Linked DNA regions of Homo sapiens: region 2 is linked to region 1. The links are chromatin loops, found by intact Hi-C in ENCODE. Cell type or tissue: OCI-LY7. All regions are shown on one strand.

Region 1 (8,000 bases):
TCTGAACAAATTTCACAATGAGTCAATATTGAGATAGCCCTAGCACATTAAAATGTATGATTCTGAAATAATATAGTGGGTGGAATTTTATTTTTATTAGTTAAAGTTTCCTAGGAAAGTGTGAGAGACAAGAAGAAAAAAATTGGGGAAAAGGAGATGGAAGAAATTAGAAGAAGCCACATACTCAAACACAAATATTACTATATATGGACTTACTATTATAGGAGGTTAATTATGAATTTCCTTATCAATTAGGAAGGAAAATTTATGTTTATATATATTCAATAATTCAGCATATACAGAAAATTTAATCAAGAACCAAATTCTTTTAAGAGTATATGATTAAAATAGTCATTCTTATCAATGCTCAAATGTGGAAAGAAAGAAAGGATGTCTCTTATGCTAAACAAATTAACCCCTCTTTTACATAGATAAGACACAGGATTTCCCTGTGAATGATTCTTTTTATTGTTGTTGTTCTAAGGTAACTCTCAAATGAACAATCTTCTAGGTGTCAAAAATTTTCTAAGTAACCACTGCAATTTGAAATGGTCAAGTCAGTGTTAGGCCATTTAAAAAGATAAATACAACAATAATAATAATAACAGCAACAATAATAAAAGAACCCAGCATTCTTCCAGAGGTAGCACAAGCTTATTAGTGGACGAGCCAAAGCAATACTACCCAATGGGCTTATTTTGGGTCAGATAGCAGTCCCTTAGCCAGCAAATGTGTGGCCAGGAGATTGATCTCAAAGCAAATTTCACAGATCCAAAACTGAAGAAATTCCTATTAAATTTTGAAAAACAAAGCAAAGGAAGCAGCTGTGATAGAACTTCTGAACACATTAGGGTTTGGTACTGGCTTAGAATACAGGCTCATACAACCCATATATATATATATATATATGTATATATATATATATATATGTATATATATATATATATTCTACTCTTTATAAACCTACCCTTATATACAGACAATTGTTCAGATAATAACTAGACAAACAGAAAGACTGGGAACAAATTCATGCTTTGTCAAACTGAAACTGTCCCAGTTGTCCCATAGAATTGATGTTTGTGGTTTCTTTTGAATAAACATCGAAGTTGACCTTCCCAGTCTTAAAACTTGAAAAAGTTACATCTGTCTTACCTGAGTTCCTTTCTCGGAAAACAAACCATCAGGATAGTGTAAAGGAACTGAAACTTACCAAATCACCACATGTGGACAATGAATACCAGATCCCTCATTCACATGTCTGTATAACCAACCACCTACTTCCTATTGACCAGCTCTCTTCCTTACCCCTCCCTTATTCCTGTTTTCCCACACATGGTTATATTTCTTTCTTGCTATATAAACCTCTGATTTTAGTCAGTTGAGGAGATGGAGTTGAAACTAATTGCCCATCTCCTGGGCTACATCACCTGAATAAAGCCTCCATCCCTGGCAATACTCATTGTCTCAGTGATTGGCTTTCTGTGTGGCAAGCTAACAGGACATAGACTAAAGCCCTAGAATTTCAGTAACAAAATTGTCATTAAAAAAAATAAGCACAAATTTGACAATATAACCAAAAATTCCTTAAAGATTTTATTCTTATGACAAATAAAATAGCACTAATACCAAAGGACTCAAGAAAGTATTCAGAGTTCAGATTCAGTGCAAGAATTGCCTCACCATTTTAAGCACGGTGGTCTTGAGCAAGTAGACTCAATGAATCTCATTCTGTAACTGAGTCCTAGTCTGCGTCAGCAAGGATATCAATCAAGTCATAATGAAATTCTCACTAATAAACACCAACATGCCAGATCTACCAGGAGCGTACTTGTATTCAAACAGAATAGCTTAATGCAGCAAAGAAGAATGCACACTAGAGCAACCATGGTATATTTCAGAAAGGCTGAGTGGGGAGGTATTCTCACAGAGTTTGGACTTGTGGCGAGTGATTCCAATCAAGGATCAGAGAAGCAAAGTCCATTTTATTTTTGTACCCAAAAATAATTTTTTGCAGCTTTTTAATTGCAAAAATTGCAATTACTTTTGCTCCAACCTAATACACTTGATGTTGTTCCAAAAGAAGGGCAGTTTAGGAGTTTAGTATTTCAGTAATCTTAGTTCAAGATATAGAAGGGAAGAAGTAAGGCTGGGGATACTACCTGTAGGACATCAACACTGTTCTCAAAAATGGTTTCTTTGTTATTTTCAGCTTTAGTGTGGGTTTTGCCATGTTCTATTCGAGACATTATTTTATGTTGCCCTGCTTATTTCTCTTTGAAAAATGCTGTTAATGCTCTTTAGGAACATCTCATTCTGATTTTCAGGAGGACGGGATTTCAAACTCAGGCCAGACCACTTCTGCAGCAAAGGTGGCAATGACTGTGAATTTGAGAAATACAAACCTGACCTGATGGCTCTCTTTCCCTCTAAGCTTTAGAATGGGTTTGTTGGGGTATTAAATGCATTTTTTATTTACAATATATTTTATCTATAATGGCTTTATTGTATATAATCTCATCTTAACTCAAGGATTATCTGTATATTGAGAAGTTTGATTCTCCTAAATGACAAAGATTAAAGTTATTTATTTGCCACCTATGAGATTTGTATGAATTATGGTAATTCAAAAATGTAGAACTGACTATTCCACTTACCAAATTCCACAGGGGGTTCCTGATCTTCTTCCCAACTTGTAAAGCTTTTTCTACTACTCTTCAAGCCAAGCATTAAAACCACCATGAGGTAAAAACAGACCCAGTTTATTTTCTATAATATAGTGAATTTAAAAAATCATTAAAAGCATTTTAGCAACCACATCTCTATCCTGAGTCTGTAAAATTATTTCCTTCAGAAAACTGACATCTCATTCACGTTTCAGTGATGCTTGAATCCTTGCAGGATGTTGGAGATATTTTTTTTCCATGTCTAAAACACTTGAGTTTTAAGCTTCCTCTGACCTGTTTACAAATAACGAAAACTAGGGCCCTGCAGTCTGCTCTCTTTTTTCTTTATCAACATTTAATGGAAAGGGGGTAGGGAAAGGAGAATGCTTGCTGTTAGCTATTATCTTTACAAATGACTTGTTAGCCTTTTATTTGTCTGCTCATGCTTCAAACACTCAAAGGACATTTTCAGAATCTCAGTAGATGAAGGTTCAATCTTTAAATGACGTGACAGGCTGTATCTTCCTTAAGAGATTTTGACACGATATTAAGCCATAGTTACAAGCCAATACTTGAATGGGAAGCCCTGGGGAAATCTTTTAGAGCTGGAACACGGCGTTTACAGCAGGAGGCAGGTGTCTGCACCAGTGAAGCAAATAACGATATGATATATTTAGTATCGAAAATGGAAGCGAAACTACTGATTCTTTACACTGGGGACAACGGAAGAAGTTGAATGAGGGAAAAAAATCATCTTTTGGGGCCCTAGGAAATGTTAATTTACAGACAGTATGAAATATACTCTCATCACGACAGGTGCACTCAGAACCAGGTGCTGCTCTCAATATCGTCTTTGAATTTATGTGTTTCTTTTCAGTGATAGGATGTGAAGCAGCTGTACTGGCCATGTGGAGAGAAAGCAAAGAGCTTTTAATTAGCAATTAGGGGGCTGTTAATTTCTTTGGGGATCTCTCTCTATCTTCTCTTTGTACTTTTACTATATTCTTAGGAGTTTCTATATGTCTCCTAAAATACAAAGAAAATCAAGGAAACAACATGGTAGATTCAGAGCATGGGTTGTGTAAAGTTGAGGAGTAAATTTAGAAGCCTAAGTAAAATTTTTATGGAAATCAAATTCACATCCAAGTTATTTGCTACCTTGAATATTCTTTTACTGATAATATTGCATCATTAAATTAAGAAATAAAATGTATTCATTGACATTGGGACATTTTTTCTCATGATGTAATTTTAGCATATATTTCTTTGTTTTTCATGTAAATGATCTACACGGATCAGTTCTTAATTAGTAGTCATTAATCATTATACCTAAGTGATAGTAATATATATTATAAATATATTTATGTCACTATAGTACAGCTATGTACATATAAATACGTGTGTAATCTAATAATACCTTTATTTTATAGATACAGGGAAATAAAATTAAAACTGCCATCTGGAAATTAGGCAGATTTTTCATTTTCCTCTAACCACTAATAATATATTTATCTTCCAATTTCCATTTCTAGAATTCTATGATTGTTAAGAACTTGTAAAATATATTCTAATATAGTTAATGCTTTATATTTTTATATTTAAAGCATACAACTCCTCTTTATTTTGATGTCTTTCCCAGATCAGCTTTCTCTTTCTTGCAATACTTAGCCAATCCAAACTTATACTACAAAATAGCAATCAACAAAAACAATTTATGTCTCACTGGTAAATAAATTGTTTCAAATGAGTGTAATGGTGTGGTCATGTTTCAACAATGTTTAAAATTTTCTTTTACTTTTCTTTCAAAGCCTAGCTTGTTAATACTATAGCTACATTACGTGGAAAAGAACAAGTCATGTTAAGCTCTTTTGTATTGGGAAACCCAGCTTGAGCTGAATCTTAAAATTGTATACCTTCAAAATAGGCAGACAAGAAGTGACAAATTGCTATTAAAGAAAGAACCAGCCCAGGCAAACTTAAAAACAGGAATACGGAAGGTATATCATGGGGTAGTCAGAAGTCTGGCCTTGCTGAAAAGTATATATAAACGTTAGAAACTACTTTGAAGTGCATTTTAGCTAACACGACTTGACACTAATGAAAGATCTGGAAAACTTATCTGAGCTTGCACTTGATATGGTAAAAACTAAATAAAATTAAAATGATGAGCTATAAAATTCTTAAAGGAACCATAGAATGCCTAGTAAAATATAGCAAAGGCTTTAAAGACTTAACAAACAAGTTTTAAGTCTTGGTAAACCCCCTACAGTTTTTTATGATTTGAAAATGAAGACACTCATACCTCTCACCACATATATAATGAGCTATATCTGATAAACTAATCAGAAAACAGTATTTTCTCCCACTACTACAATCAACACAGTGTTGTAACAATATCAGTAATCTTTAACTGTCTTTGCACCTTCATGACATCACAATCAATTTATTTATTTTTTTGAGACGGAGTTTCTCTCATTTCCCAGGCTGGAGTGCAATGGCACGATCTCGGCTCACTGCCACCTCTGCCTCCTAGGTTCAAGCGATTCTCCTCCATCAGCCTCCAGAGTAGCTGGATTACAGGCATGTGCCACCACACTCAGCTAATTTTGTATTTTTAGTAGAGACGGGGTTTCTCCATGTTGATCAGGTTGGTCTCAAAACTCCCGATCTCAGGTGTTCTGCCTGCCTCGGTCTCCCAATGTGCTGGTGTGTCCGGAATTGGTGGGTTCTTGGTTTCACTGACTTCAAGAATGAAGCCACGCACCTTTGCAGTTAGGATTACAGTTCTTAAAGATGGTGTGTCCAGAATTTGTTCTTTCAGATGTTCAGATGGGTCTGGAGTTTCTTCCTTAAGGTGGGTTCCTGGTCTCACTGGCTTCAGCAGTAAAACTGCAGACCTTTGCAGTAAGTGTTATAGCTCATAAACGCAGTGCAGACCCAAACACTGAGCAGTCTTAAAATTCACTGTGATGAGCAAAATAAAAAACACTGAACACCCCCAAGGCAGACCTGAATTGGTTGCGGCTCCTGGCTCCGGTGGCCTGCTTTTATTCCCTTATCTGGCCCCACCCACATCCTGCTGATTGGTCCATTTTACAGAGAGCTGATTGGTCCATTTTGGAGAGAGCAGATTGGTCCGTTTTGACAGAGAGCTGATTGGTGCATTTACAAACATTTAGCTAGACACAGACTGCTGATTGGTGCATTTACAATCCTTTAACTAGACACAAAAGTTATGCAAGTCCCCACTCCACCCCTCCCAGAAGTCCAGCCAGCTTCACCTCCCATTGGCATTTGCCCCTGGACTTTGCACCTAGCCAGGGCAGTCCCACCGCCAGGGGCTTGGCAAGTCCGTGCCCACCAGGAACCCTCGCCGGCCCAGGAGCGCCCGTGCCTCCCTGTCCACACCTCACAGCCAGCAGAGGGAGCTGGTTCCGGCCTCGGCCGGCCCCAGAGAGGGGCCCCACAGCGCTGTGGCGGGCAGAAGAGCTATTTGAGCAGGGCCAGAGAGGACGCTGAGGCCAAGGAGGCACTGAGAGGGAGCCAGGGCTGCTAACACATTGTCACCTCTCACTGGGATTACAGTGGTAAGCCACCGTGCCCAGCCCATCTCAAGCAAATCTTAAAGGTTCTTATTAACATATAGCTATCAGAATAGATTCTTTCTTTTCTTTATTTTTCCTTTCTTTTTCCCTTCCCTTCCCCTCCCCTCCCCTCCCCTCCTCTCCTCTTCCCTTCCGTTCCCTTCCCTTCCCTTTCCTGTGTCTCGCTCTGTCCCCCAGGCTGGAATAAGTTGGTGTGATCTTAGCTCACTGCAACCTCCACTTCCCGGGTTCAAGTGATTCTCTTGCCTCAGCTTCCGGAGTACCTGGGATTACAGACATCTGCCACCACACCTCACTGATTTTTGTATTTGCAGTAGAGATGAGGTTTCACCATGTTGGCCAGGCTGGTCTCAAACTCCTGGCCCCAAGTGATCCACCTGCCTTGGCCTCCCAAGTTAGAATAGACTTATTTAAGAACAGACTACATCAAAACTTAAAACTCATGTTCACTTTGAGTTTCCTTTCATTCTCTCAGTAGAGGCCTGACCAGTGGCCTAGAGACTAGCAGTTGCAGAGGTGGATGTGGGGAGTTGCAGAAATGTGGATTCTTTCAAATTTTGTTCTCTCTCTCCCCCACAGTGGACATTTGTGGTTACTCCAGGTTTAAAGAAGACAGAAGGGGCATAAGTAAAAGTGCAATTTTCCTTTTACTTGGCTGATGTGATAGGAGATACAGTCTCTTAAACCCTTTGCTCAATTCCTGCTTCTAGGACTTCAATCATAGCTTCTTTTGGTAGAAATTTCCTCACTCTAGCTGGCTGCCAACTTAGGTAGATTTCTTTCATCACAACTTCAGTTTCCTCATCTTCCTCTGTCCGTCTTTTCCTCAATAAAATAAAATGTACCCTCGACGTTAGTAAATAGTAAAAACGCAGCTTGGCTAATGGCTCCCCTCTCATAGTGCCTTGTTATCATCGAGTCACCTACTGTCTTCAGACTTTCCCATTTGAGAAATAAATACCAGATCTTGCCTCCTCACCCAATGAATGTGTATATAGGTATCAACAGTGTTGCACATATATGGGAAGAGTGTGAGATAAAATGTCCTCTTATATGACAACCCCAATGTCTATGGGAGGCTTCCCAGGAATGCCCACCTTAGATTGGGGAAAAGAATGGGCAGAAATATCCAGTCTTTTCCTAATAAAATGCCAGATCTCTTTGCATCTATAATTTCCTTAAAGAATCTCCTCAGAAATCTAATCTACCCTTATTTGAACAGTAGATGTGTGATAGAGCTAATAGAGGAATGGCAATGGCAATCTTTTACATTTTTTGACTCACCAAATTTTGTTTAGCACCATTACTTAAAACCTGATCGCAGTAGTGTGCTTTATCCTCCGTTTTGAAGTTCTAGTAAAATTTTGAAGCAACAAGAAAAGTTCCCAAGTATATTCTCATATACATATAAAACACCTATGAATGTTTTACTCAATGAACCACCAAAGTCTTTATTCTATATGTAGAATTAAGGGTCTCAAATTGTAATGAGACAGCAACTTATGTTTTTGCTATTCATACCAATAAGGGATGTAAACAATCAAAATTCACTTTATACTCATATGTTATAATTTCTTTTGTATCATAACGTATGGTGAAGTAAAATAAAATATACAGAGACAAATCTCTGAAGTTAAACATTTTATTTAAGAAGAAAGAATTGCAACTTGGGACACACACCTGGATCGGGTTGTCTTTGGTGGGTCCAAAGAACAAAGGGAAGGTTAGAGGT
Region 2 (8,000 bases), 430 kb after region 1:
TATATAATGAAAAAAAATTTTTGTCCTCATGGGCAAATATATCTTGTCTCTTATGTTCTGTGTCAGGAATCTAGTAGCAGTTTACCTGTGTGATTTTGACTCTAGCTTTCAATGTTACTGCAGTCAAAACTAGTCAGGCAGGAATGCAGTCTTATGTGAAGGCTCACATGAGAATGAATCTTTTTTCAAGCTTATTAACATGGCTTTGGAAGGCCTCAGTTTCACATCTACTGTTAGTTCCTCACTGCATGTCTGTCTCTATAGGCTAATGGAGTATCCTAATAACATAGATGCTCACTTCTGTCAAATACTATTGGTCACATAAAAAGACTCTTGGAAAATGTGTAGAGACCACAAAAGGGTGTGAATTCAACTGGCTGGAGATCGTTGTGACCACTTTGGAGGTTGAATATCACAAGGGGTAAAGAATATTATTGCGGAATCCCATAGAAGGTTTTAAGTGGAGAAATAAATGTAATATATTTAAGTTATTGTTAAGAAGGAACAATCTGGCTATCATGTTAAAAATGGATTTAGTTAATAAACCTCTCTAACACGAAGTGTGCAAGCTCTGCTGTTCTACTACAGAGTAAAAGCAAAAGTTTATGTATACATATACACATACACACATATACATGTACACATACATGTACATATATACAAACAGGTATGCATATACACACATACAGGCATACGTATACATACAAACATAGATACATTTAAGCTTCTAGAAATGGCCCTAAGGATAAACAGCAAATCAAGAAACATTTCTTCAAGAAAATCTAGAAATATTTAATAAGAAAGATGATAGTCTGTGGCATTTGAACAAGACCACTTCTTTCTTCCCCACTCCCAGCTCAGTGAGGTGAAGACTGCATTCTAGATTGCTTCAAACAAGAACAGGGCTCCTTCTATACCCATTTTTCAGTTGGAGTGCTTTCTGTTTTAAATAATCAGGACTTGGCATTTCAAATCCTGCCTTAGATATCCAAACATAAGCCTAAGCCCAAGGTTGGTACAGTTGAGAGGTGAGAATTTCCACCTGCTGTCCATCTTCCACCTATGTACTAGAGGCTCTGCCTAGGGCATGGCATGCATAGAATAGTGGGGTCCTCCTTGACCTTGCCCCTGCTAATGCAGTGGCTATTCCATGCCATTAGAAATAAGCCAAGAGGACCTTGGGATGCTGCCTTCACACATCCACATGACTGAGTACTCAGTTTCTAGAACAGGGGGACACTCAGAGAAGTGTAGGCCATTTTCAATCCAGTTCCAGTGCCGTCTCTCAGTGATTTTTTTTCTCACTGAGGGGATAAGCAGGGCTTACAAAAGATAATTTCTTTTCCATTTCCAAGGGTACTGACTTCATTTGAAAGAGTTTGGGAAAATAGATTTGACCTGACAGTAGAAACAATTAGCAAACTTGAAGATAAATTCATTGAGATTATGCAAGCTGACAAATAGCACAAAGAATCTAAAAAATAAACAGAGCCTCAGAGAAGTGTGGGAAATCATCAAGCACACCAATTCACATGTAATAACAGTACCAGAAGGAAAGGAGAGAAAATAGAAACAAAAAAAATATCTTTAAAAAACAATGGCAAAAATATTCCCAAATTTATTGAAGGGCACTAATTCACACATTCCAGAAGCTCAACAAACTCCAAGTAGGATAAACACAAAGAGATCCACAAACAGGCACATCAAATTAAAAATACTAAAAGTCAAATACAAGGAAGAAAATCTTGAAAGCAGCAATAGAAAAATAACTCATAACAAAAAAATCCTAATAAAATTAGCATCTAATTTCTCAGCAGAAACAACGGAGGCCAGAAGGCAGTGGGATAATCAAAATACTTAAAGACAATGACTATCAACCAAGAATCGTGTATCCATGGAAACTATTTTTCAAAAATTAGCAAGACTTTGTAGATACACAAAAACTGAGATAACTTGTTTCTAGCAGACCAACATGAGAGATATGAAAGAAATTTCTTTAGGCTGAAAGCAAATGACCTGAGATAGTACGTCATATACATACACAAAAATAAACGGCATCAATAGGATTATTGTGATGGTTAAATTTATGTGTCAATTTAAGTAGATCACAGGGTGCACAGATTAAACATTGCTGCATATGTTTCTGAAGATGTTTTCTGATCTCATTAGTATCTGAATAGGTGAACTAAAAACAGTAGATTGTTCTCTCCAATGTGGGTTGTCCTGATCTAATCTGTTGAGGGTTTGAATAGAAAAAAGGCAGAGTAGAGGAGAATGCATCTGTTACGCCTGATTGCTGAGCTAGGATATCAGTCTTCTGACTGATTGTTAAATATAAATTCTAAATTTTTCTTCAAAGAATTAATATGTCACTATATTCAATTCTATGCCTTCTACTTTTAAACTTAACTTTCTCGTAAGGCAACATTTCCAATTGCCTACTCCACCCTGACTCATTCTCCATCCTGACTTATTCTTCACCTTGACTCATTCTGATTACCTGCTCCACCCTGACTCATTCTCTGCCTTGACTCATTGCGATTACCTGCTCCACCCTGACTCATTCTCCACTCTGACTCATTGTTATTACCTGCTCCACCCTGACTCATTCTTCACCCTGACTCATTCCAATTACCTACTCAACCCTGACTCATTCCGATTCATTCTCCACCCTGACTCAATTCATAACCATTTTTCCTGCCAAACCACTCACCCTGTCACTCTCTTTAGTCAATCGGAATTAGTTTAGCCTGTGCCGTCTAACCCTAGCCAATAGGAGAACCACACAGCAGTAGGGACCACATGCATCAGGAATAAGAACACCTTTCCCTCCCTTGTCCAGGTGTGTGCTCACCATTGCTCCATCTTGAGGGCATACCCTTCTATAGAAGTACTTTGCCTTGCTGAGAATTGAAAATTTTATGTTTGAGTACTGTTTCTTCTGCAGCACCAAAACTTTATTTATAACACTGATGACTTACTTAAAACAGTGTCTACCCTGGTCCTTAGGACATCAGACTCAGATTGAACTATACCACCAGATTTCCTGGGTCTCCAGCTGGTAGACAGCAGATAATTTTACTTTTCAGCCTCCATAATTGTATAAGTCAATTTCCCTTGTTGCTTTATTTTCTATTTATCTGCAGAACCTCAGATTTCAATTCAAATTTTAGTACCACCCCAGCACCTCTCTTTGCTTCTATACTCAAGTCTCAGCAGGCTCCTAAGGGTAAGATACAAAATATCTGAGGAACATGTGTGGAAATGAATACTGAGAGTGTGGGATAATCATAAAAGAAAACATAAAGTTGGTTCAGGCCAAATTTATTGATATGGGCTCACTAAGCAAACATTCTGCATTTAATTTTGCAGCTTGGGGAGGTAGAAAGTGCACTCAGAGTTTGTGTGAGTAGTTGGGTGAAACTGTGATGGAAAGGTAGCCCACAGTGAGCAAACCGGAAATGCTGCATCTGCTTTCATTTAATGGAGAAAGAGATTCAAAGGCTTAAAGAAATGGAATGTTAGAGTAGATTTGTCATTTAAGACCCACTCACCCACATGGGAGAGTCCAGAAGTCATTCCTGTCACCAACACTGAGAAATTTGTGACAAGAGCCCCAGCATTTTTGAAGAGCTCTGTGATCACTCTGCTCTATAGGCCAGGTCTTTCAGTGAGAACTGCAGGCACTCAATTGGAAAATCTAAATGCAAAGTAGGTAATTGTGTCCTGGGGCAGCAGGGGCCAGGTGGCGGAACTGGCAAGTTGTTGCACTTAACTGCCAAAAGCAGGGTAGGTGCAGTTACCATAATTAACAGCAGAGCTAAAGCAGCAACTGATTGACACAGACACATGGCATTGACTAGTTAATCATGCTATTCCTAGAAGTTAAATAGATAGGAAGCCTACTAAATTCTTACTTGATCTGTGCAAGCAGAAAAGCCTAAGCAAGTAAACAGAAGTCTAACCTGAATCATAAAAACAGAGAGTCATGTTCTCTCCATTAATTTCCAGACATGAGCCAGTTTATAGATCCAGAAACCCTTGAATTAAAAGAAACCTGGGTCCTTTGAGGAAGGACCATGGAACACTGCTGAAAATTTAAACTGTTAATCTCTCTCCCAGTCATCTCCAAAAGGACCAATAGTCTCATCACAGTAACTGTGAATTGGAAAAATTGAAATAATTAAACATTTCTGGGACTACTGGACACTGGCTCTGAATTGACACTAATTCCAGGAAACAAAAAATCATCATTGTGACCCACTAGTCATAGAATGGGCTTGATGAAAATCAGGTGATTAATGGAGATTTAACTAGAGTCTATCTCTCAGTGGACCTAGTCAGTCCAGAACCCATTCTGTGGTTATTTCCCCAGTTCTAGAATGAATAATTGGCATAGATGTACTCAGCAGTAGACAGAATCTCTACAGTGACTCTCTCTCTTACCTGTAGAATGAGGGCTATTATGGTGGGAAAAGCAACTGGAGGCCATTAGAATGGTCTCTACCTAGAAAAATAGTAAAACAAAAGCAATACTGCATTCCTGGAGGACTTGCAGAGATCACTGCCACCATTAAGGATTTGAAGGGGGCAGGGGTGATGATTTCCACCACAACATCATTCAAATCAACTATTTGGCCTGTTTGGAAAACAGATGGATGTTGGAGAATGACAGTGGATTATTGTAAGCTTAACCAGGTGGTGACCCCAATTACAACTGCACTATCAGATGTGGTTTCATTGCCTGGGCAAATTAATATATCCCTTGTTACCTGTATTAATCTAGAAAATGCCCTTTTCTCCATGCCTTTTGATAAGGCCTACCAAAATGAGTTTTGTTTCAGCTGGCAAGGCCAGTAATACATCTTCACTGTTCTACCTCATGGGGATATCAACTCTCCAGACCTGAGTCATAATTTAGTTCACAGGATTCTTGATTACCTTTCCTTTCCACAAGATATCACACTAATCTATTACATTGATGACATTATGATGATCAGACCTAGACAGCAAAACGTAGCACCTACTCTAGACATATTGGTAATTCATTTACATGCCAGAATAAAAGAAATAAATCCAGAAAAAGCTCAGGGGCCTTCCATCTTGGTGAAATTTCTAGGGATCCAGTGGTGTGGGGCATGTTGAGATATTTATTTTAATGTGAATAATTAGTTGTTGCACCTGGCTCCTTCTAAAGCCAAGACAAAGGCACAACATGTAGTGAGCCTCTTTGGATTTTGGAGGCAACATATTTCTCAACTGGGTATGTTACTCCAGCCCATTTACTAAGTGACTTAAAAAGATATTACTTTTTAATAGGATCCAGACAGAAGAAGACTCGGCAACAGATTCAGGCTGCTGTGCAAGTGGCTCTGCCTCTTGCACCTTATCCAATAGTGCATTAAATGTCAGCAGCAGAAAAGAATGCTGTTTGGAGACTTTGGCTGGCTCCTATTGATGAATCACATCACAAATGCTTCAGATTTGGAGCAAAGCTCTGCCATCTTTTAAGACACAGCCCTTGACCTGCTACCATGTTTTAGTAGAGACTGAATGCTTAATATGGGCCACTAAGTTACCATGAGACCTGAGATGCTTATCATGAACTGAGAGATATCTGACCCACTAAACCATAAAGTTGAGCTTATACAACAGTATTCTATCATCAAATGAAGGTGGTATATACATGCTCAAGCCTGATCAGATCGTGAAAGTATAAGTAAGTTGCGTGAAGTGACCCAAATGCCCATGGTCCCCACTCCTGCTATAGTACGTTTTCTCTCCCAGTCTGCAATTATGGGCTCATGGAGATTTTTCTACATTGACTTAATGGAAGAAGAAGAGTCAGGTCTTGTTTATAGACAATCCTGCATAATATACAGCAACCATCTGAAAGTGCACAGCTGCAGCACTATAGCCCCTTTCTGGGACATCCTTGAAGGACAGTAGTGAAGAAAAATCCTGTCAGTGGGTAAAACTTTAAGCAGAGCACCTGGATGTGCACTTCATTTGGAAGGAAAAATGACCAGACGTGATTATAGACCAATTCTTTGCCTGTGTCCAATATTTTGCCTCAATATCCAGGAACTTGGAAGGAAGATAATTGGAAGAGTGATGGTAAGAAATTTTGAAGAAGAGGTATATGGATAGACCTCTCCAAATGGGCAAAGACTTTGAAGATATTTGTCCCATGTGAATACTTACCAAAGAGTGACTTCAGTAGAGGAAGATTTAAATAATGAAGTGGATAGGGTAACCTATTCTGCTGAAACTAGTTGACCTTTTTCCCCAGACATCCTTGTCATCATACAGTGGACTCTTTAAAAAAGTGTCCATGGTGGTAAGGGTGGTGATTATGCATGAGCTTTGCAAAATGGCTTTCTACTTACTAAGGCCAACATGGCTAAAATCACTGCTGATTAATGCTAATTTTAAGGGCCAATTGGACACTACTCCACTATGAAGAAAAGGAACAGTATGCCTGGTATATAAAAAATCTTTTAGAATGTCTTTTAGTATTTCCATGCCCTGTGATTAAGGTCAATGGAAAATTACAGTGACCTAGTCCAGGCAGGACTACTAATGGTCCAGACCCTTCAGGAATAAGGTTTTAGGTTATTCTACTAGGTAAAGAACCATGAGAAGCTGAGGTGCTGCCTGAAGGCAAAGGCAAAACAGGGTGCTTAGAGGTAAAAGGTAATAATAAATACCAGCTATGATCATGTGACCAGTTACAAAATTGAGAATTGTAATTGTCATAGTTTGTTATGAATACATTTGTGTGTGTATATTTGATTTGTTTCCTTTCTTATTACCCTATCATGTCACATAAGAATATTAACTTTATATCATAACATATAAATATTGATACTTTTGTATCATATTATTTAAATTACAGAAAATGGGCAAAGAGAAAACAACACTCAAGGACTTTACCTCTTTTGAGGAGGGGTTTGTGTATTTTTGATTGTACACAGGACAGTTCTATCAAGTCAGACAAATTTATAATCTTATTGCCTTTATTTAGAAAATAAGTATAGTGTAAGAAAATGCATATGGGTGCCAAGTCAAAGATTTGACTTGTGATAGTTATATACATTAACTTGACTGGATCCCAGGATGTGCAGCTATTTGGCTAAATATTATTTCTAGATGTATCTGTGAATGTGTTTTTAGATTAGATTAGCATTTGGAGAGGTAATAATATACTCAGTAGAGCAGATTCTCCTCCTCAATTTGCATGGGCGTCTATTCAATCCAATGAAGGGCTAAATAGAACAAAAGGCAGAAGAAGGAATAATTCAATTCTGCTGTCTGACTACCTGAGTGAAACTTAGGTCTTGTACCCTTGGAGTGAGACACACCATTGCTTCCCATAGTTCTCAGCCTCTGGACGTGTACTGAACCACATCACTGGTTTTCCTAGGTCTCCAGCTTATTATTTATATTATCTGAAATATTTTTAGAAACACACAGAAGCAAGTAAGTTGTGTGTATATGCTTTCACAAATCAGCACAGTTTAGGAAACATACTCTCCTTGTGAATTTCAGTTATAATGCAAAGTTACATAATATGGACATAAGTTTTTTTTATTATAAACAGAAATATATTAGGAACTGTGTATCTGTTATAAATTGAACTAAATATAATCATGGTCTTCAATAGCCATTATGTTACCTAATGTTTAAAAGTTCAGTATTCTTAACATCATCACTAAAAATAAATTTGTGATGAACACTTAACTTAATATTTCATATTTAATTATAGAATCATATCATTTTAACTGCTGCTACTGATAACTTTTTGTCCAGCTTCCTTATTTTATAAAAGGGACTTTATGACACATTTTTTTCATTCTGATGGTTACGTTAATAAAGAATGAAGAAGTATTATTAGAGAGACTTATAGTCTTTTAGTGTAGAGAGACATTATTAAACTAATTTTAGACGACTGACTATAAAATCTAAGAAGCTTTTTTACTTGCTTAGTTATAAATTAG

The links. A loop is a pair of places that touch in the nucleus more often than their neighbours do. Peaks named below come from ENCODE experiments on the same cell type or tissue, not always from the same donor. Only the 100,000 strongest peaks of a DNase experiment are listed, where the experiment ranks them.
Region 2: it touches region 1 in a loop (5-fold over the local background); 1 of 110 quality-filtered maps calls a loop at or near these places.

The regions. Positions count from the first base shown.
Region 1 is chr13:62,206,380-62,214,379 of GRCh38, forward strand. It overlaps LINC01075 (long intergenic non-protein coding RNA 1075), which reads left to right and starts at 5,903. Exons shown (of 4, transcript NR_125787.1): 1 at 5,903-6,250. RefSeq lists an enhancer at 3,330-3,429 and a silencer at 5,917-6,211. In OCI-LY7, a CTCF peak has its summit at 6,097 (motif pointing right); DNase peaks (open chromatin) are centred at 1,192 and 3,432; H3K4me3 peaks cover 1,920 bases; H3K27ac peaks cover 4,200 bases.
Region 2 is chr13:62,640,568-62,648,567 of GRCh38, forward strand. No RefSeq gene overlaps it. Among named protein-coding and RNA genes, the nearest start is that of LINC00448, 150 kb to the right of the region's middle. RefSeq lists an enhancer at 2,215-3,414. In OCI-LY7, no CTCF peak of the experiment used is centred here; a DNase peak (open chromatin) is centred at 3,754; H3K4me3 peaks cover 1,806 bases; H3K27ac peaks cover 3,127 bases.